Linked DNA regions of Homo sapiens: region 1 is linked to region 2. A link is a loop called in an ENCODE intact Hi-C map of the cell type or tissue named here. Cell type or tissue: ascending aorta. All regions are shown on one strand. Links, peaks and the distances in the headings refer to the core of each region. The heading gives the core; the rest is flanking DNA.

Evidence for each region. Peaks named below come from ENCODE experiments on the same cell type or tissue, not always from the same donor. Only the 100,000 strongest peaks of a DNase experiment are listed, where the experiment ranks them.
Region 1: it touches region 2 in a loop (2.1-fold over the local background); 14 of 110 quality-filtered maps call a loop at or near these places.

The regions. Positions count from the first base shown.
Region 1 is chr1:94,970,953-94,973,764 of GRCh38, forward strand. No RefSeq gene overlaps it. Among named protein-coding and RNA genes, the nearest start is that of CNN3, 45 kb to the left of the region's middle. In ascending aorta, for the core only: no CTCF peak of the experiment used is centred there; no DNase peak of the experiment used is centred there; H3K4me3 peaks cover 362 bases; H3K27ac peaks cover 2,389 bases.
Region 2 is chr1:95,020,404-95,023,215 of GRCh38, forward strand. The region is part of intron 3 of ALG14 (ALG14 UDP-N-acetylglucosaminyltransferase subunit); the gene reads right to left. Among named protein-coding and RNA genes, the nearest start is that of ALG14-AS1, 40 kb to the right of the region's middle. In ascending aorta, for the core only: no CTCF peak of the experiment used is centred there; a DNase peak (open chromatin) is centred at 1,624; H3K4me3 peaks cover 1,262 bases; H3K27ac peaks cover 2,366 bases.

The DNA.
Region 1 (2,812 bases), core at 154-2,653, 49 kb before region 2:
GACAATGCAGGCAACTGACCTCCAGGGCAGACATGGGGCCCAGGAAGCCTGATTACATCTGTATTGTATCCAGAGGAACAAACAGGGCCCAGAAAGGTTGCCACTAAAAGTATGGCAAAAACCACAATTACTTTTGCACCAACCTAATACTAACTACTCTCTAGGGCTGCTGTGAGGATTTAGTGAATTAATACATGTAAAAGACTCAGCATTGTGCACTCACTACTATTATTACTGTTAACTTTAGATACTTGCGGTTAGTATCCAAAACATATCAAAAAGTGACTACTTGGTTTTAAGTACATCAAATTATGCCTTCTAAAAAATATTGTAATATTTTAACAGTTTTTTCCATAAATTTGCTTTTTCAAATTACCTATAATGTGATGGGTGTTTCCTTATGAATAGTAATTGAAAATATGTTTGGCTAGATTTTATTTCTATGTCTCAGGATGTCCTTGGAGGGAAGGCAGGGGTCTTAACATATCAAAAGTAATTTCCTGGCTTTAGAGTTTAAAGGAAATAAACAAAGACCTACTTATTTGATTGGCCAAATGCTCGCTCGACAGGGTTAAAATCTAATTAAAGTATCTTTTAGATGTTCCGTGGTTGGACTAGCAGCTGTAGGTCAGAAGTTCAGAACAAAAAGTGAAATCCTAGGATTAACTGTCATACTCTTGTATCAAATATTTTTCTGTTGATTCAACTTCCCATGGTAATTTTTTCTGGATGAGGCTTTGCCACCACTTGTGTCTGCCACCTTCTGAGTTGGCACCGATAATGTAGTACGGAGTAGAAAAGCAACTTATCTGATGGAAGAGCTTTTCAGGACTGTCTCTGTGTCTCATGAGAGACACGGGTACCTGCAGATTCTGTGGATTTTGTTGTGTGGAGCATGAAAGGGAAGAGTCATGGAATCACAAGAATGACAGGCTAAGCCCTGGCTCTGCCACTAGCCAGCTGTGCAACCCTAAGCAGATACTCAAGCTTTCTCAGTTTTATTTTCTCCAGAAAAGGTGGTAATGATAATACTTAACTCATTAGGTCCACCCCTAACATTTCCAGGACCCCTGGCAAGAGTGTACACAAAAACCTCTGCCACAGCCCCCCTCCCTTCTCTTTCCATCTGGCTCCATCCTGCCCTCCACACCTCAGCTTGCAGGTCCTAACTCCTGCCACACCATTCCCCACTGAAAACCACCCATGCCATCTCTCAGCCCAGGGGCACAGTTCACTTGCATTCCATGGGGCAAGGGGCCCAGGCAAATCCTAGAAGCAGGCTCGGGCCACTGAGGCAGGGAATTTTGGGGCCTGGGCAGCCAGAGTTTGGTCTAGAAAAGTGTGGCCCTTCCAACCCCATAGGGAGGAAAGTGGCAAATATGTGTCTTTAAAGTGTGGGCCTCAGTTGCTTGGGTCTGAGAATTAAATGAGTCAGTGCACACACAGCACTTCTGACATCGAGCGGGGAGTGTGCCCTTGGAGAAAGGGATCCTTCAATAGGAGTCAGTGCCCTTAAGTCTCCTGTAAAGGTCTTGTCAAATTGATGTTGGAACACCTCAAATATTTACCAAACAATGAGGAGCACAGTCCTTAGGTGGATAAAGATTATGGTGACATTTCAAACTCGATAACAGTGTATTGAAAGGCCCAACATAGACTATTTCAAGTCAGAGAAACCTCTTCAGGTTCAGATTTGCAGACTGATCCTTTTCTCTTCTTTTGTTTGAGATGGAGTCTCAAAATATTTGATACTCTGTCGCCAGTCTGGAGTGCAGTGGCACAATCTCGGCTCACTTCAACCTCTGCCTCCCAGGTTCAAGCGATTCTCCTGTCTCAGCCTCCCGAGTAGCTCAGACTACAGGCGCGTGCCACCACACCCATCTAATTTTTGTATTTTTAGTAGAGACGGGGTTTCACCTTGTTGGCCAGGATGGTCTTGATCTCTTGACCTCGTGATCCACCCACCTCGGCCTCCCAAAGTGCTGGGATTACAGGCATGAGCCACCGTGCCCGGCCCACTTTTTTTTTTTTCATGAGTTAAGCATGAAATAAAAGTAATTTTTAAGTGTCCTTTCTTGTTCTCATTTAAAAACCTAGTTTGTTTCATTTATCTATAATCAATACATTCTTTGGCTTTTTAGCATCTGAAAATTTCTTACATGATATATATTTCTAGAGCTTTTAATTATGGAAATGCTGAAACGTATATGAAATAGAGGGAATATAATGGGCTTATTTGTGAATCTCCATGTACCCACTGCCCAGTTAGCTTCCACACGCATGGCTAATCCTGTTTTATCTATAAACTCTCCTTCCTGCCCCACTCTGGCAATGGATTTTCAATCAAATCTCAGGCCTCTTATCATTTCATCCACAAATACTTTGTTTTTTATAAGATTTTGATGAAAACATTTTAAGCTTTTTCCATCTGGCTGCTTTAGACTCCGCTTGTTCAACTGGGCTGTCAATGGACCAAACCACGAGTCTTTTTAGATGCCTTGCATGGTTTTAGGTCCAGATAATTCAGGGCAAATCGGTTTGAAAATTGAACCTCTTTTAATTTGTCTGCCAGACTGGAACTGAATAAGGGAACATTTTGGATACTTTTTATTCCTTGCTGAATTTCTGCCAACTCTGTATATGGTATTTCCATAAAAGTCTTGTTTTTCTCCCTTTTCTTTGAAGAATGAAACTTCTTTTCCCTTTTTCTGAGAGGCGGGAAGAGACTGTCCCCAGAGTCCATTCCTCCTGCGGCTGCTTGGCTTTCCTTGGGCTGTATTCCCTTCCTACTCTGAGTGTGTACGTTCTGGGG
Region 2 (2,812 bases), core at 91-2,590:
TGTTTTAATCTTTTTTTTTTCTCCCCCAAATGAAGTAAAAAATGCTAAGTGGTGGCCAGGCGCAGTGGCTCACTCCTGTAATCCCAGCACTTTGGGAGGCCGAGGCGGGCAGATCGCCTGAGGTCAGGAGTTTGAGACCAGCCTGACCAACATGGAGAAACCCTGTCTCTACTAAAGATACAAAATTAGCCAAGCATGGTTGTGCACGCCTGTAATCCCAGCTACTTGGGAGGCTGAGGCAGGAGAATTGCTTGAACCCAGGATCCAGAGGTCACGGTGAGCCAAGATCACACCATTGCACTCCAGCCTGGGCAACAAGAGCAAAACTCCGTCTCAAAAAAAAAAAACAAAACAAAAAACCCCACAAAACTCTAAGTGGTTCTACAACACCAAGAAATTAAAGTAAAGCAACTATTGATGAAAATGTTTTGGAACTCGATGCTGTAAAGGTGTGTGGTGGTTGCACAGCATAGTGAATGTACTAAAATGCCACTGAATTGTACACTGTAAAATGGCTAATTTTATGTTATGTGAATTTCACTTCAATTAAAGAAATAAAGCAAGTGTACTCTGGTTAAGGTGAATGAGAAACTTTCGCCATTTTCTTATGGTGCTTTGATAAAGAGAATATTTAACACTTTAGAAACATGTTATCAAAAAAATCCTTAGACGAATTCAGCGATTAATTCAGAGGGAGCAAAAGTTAACCAAGGAGCAGTTATGCAATGTTTTTTTCCTATTCTACTTTTTCCAGCCCACCTAAAGGCTGTAAATGGTCATCATCAGGTTTTAATAGCTTCTCTGACTTCTCCTTTCCTAATCTCTCTCCTACCCAGATTTACTCTTTCAAAATTTATTGAACTCCTACATGCCCCACGCTCTAGAATAGGTGCTAGCACTGCCAAGATGAGTAATACACCTCACCGTTCCTCAAGGAGTTCACAGTCTGTATTCAAATTTTTAAAACTTCCCATGACGCTTCCCTACTGACTCTAGTTACACAAACTCTAAAACTTTAATGATCCCACTTAACTTGGAGAGCAGCACCCTTCTGAGGCTCTCCATTACATATTCAATTATCGGTGCTGTCTGTGCCCCCTTCTTTTATTTTTTCCTCAGGTCAAAGAGCGATTTTAAAGATTCTAAACAGAAACATCACTTTCTTGATTTTCAAGTGCTATACAAATAGAGCTCCTGCTTCACATGATCCTTTAAAATAAGCACTGAAAGTCTGTGAAGCTGGGACTGGTTCTAGGAATTATTCATGCATCTAAGGTCATTTCAAAGGCTTCCCTTCTCTTCACCCCACCCTCTGTTCTCACCTCGTCACCAGCATCTCCCATTACCCTCATCTATAAGGCCAGGTCTCTGGAGCTCACTGCCTGTGACCACATCAGTCCCTTCTTCAAAAACAGTTTTGTTTACCTCATGTTTTCCTTTTTCTTATCCTCTCACAACTGAATTCCTTTTCATTCAACTTTCATTTTTGTTTTAACTGTGACCTCACAGCTATCCTTGGGAAAACACATTGGCTTTCACCTTGAAAGGAAGAGTCCCCACCAGCCTCAGATCCAAAATGAGCCTGTGATGGGCTGGAACAGTGACAACTCAAGAGTGATGCAGGCAAAGCAAAACAAGAGAGCAAAAATCACAGGCAAAGCCACGCTGGCTTCTGCAGACAGGAAAAATGTAATGTTTGCCAAGTGGAAAAAGCATCGACTTAGAAAGAAAAATCATTTTCAAGCTGCTGAGAGTCCCCCAAAATGGAGACGAATCAAAACAACTCAAAGCAATCTAACTGCTAATATGCAGCCTAATTTTGACACAGATGTTGTTCGGAACTCACTCAATGTGAAACAGAAGCTATAACATTTAAACTAAATACCTCATTTATGGATGGAAGCAGCTACAGGTTGTCACTCAGCCAATGTGTCAGTGGCACAGCTGGTAATTTCACCATGCAACTGGGAAAAGCAGTTTGTCAGTCACAAGAAACCAGATATTTGGGGGGATTTTCACATCAAACCACTTCTCGCAGTGGACTCTGACCATCATCAGACTTGCTAAATGCACGTACAGTGCAGGGCCAGTCCTTCTGTATCTTTAAGGAGGCTGCCAAATTTACAGCGCATATATGGAGAGGAAACACACAGTGGGAAGGGGTAACACTGGCATTATTTTAACACATTATAGAGGACTGGGCAACAGAGGAGCAGGAACTGAGGAAACCTAAACAAATGGCTCCCAATTATGATTTCATTAATCTTGGAAAACATGAAGCAGTAAGACAAGTGTGGTCTAATTGTTTCTCATCTGACTTGGCTTGGAAAACCTTACTCTCACTTAATTCCATTGACAGATAAACATCTTGGGACAGCTGACCTTTTCTTTGTCTAGCCAAGTTTCCTTTGAACATGTTATAAAGTTTTTTGATCACCACCAAATATAATACCAGATGAAAGTCATTATACAAAGAGAATCAAATTAACAACAGTTAAGGAGAAAAAGTTCCTGTAAGGGTTCTGGCATGTCAACAATTAACAAGAGTTAATTGCCTCTTCTTAATATTTCAAACACATGTTAATTAGTAGGCCAATAAAAATTTTATATACTATACAAACAGTGATAATCTTGGTGCCACCTAGTTTGTGGCTCACCACAGAAAACACCTAATCAAAAAAAAAATCACAGTATCCTACTTATAGATAATAACCCACCATCCATGTCATCAACTTTTTTTTTTGAGACGGAGTCTTACTCTATCCCCCAGGCTGGGGTGCAATGATCTCAGCTCACTGTAAACTCTGCCTCC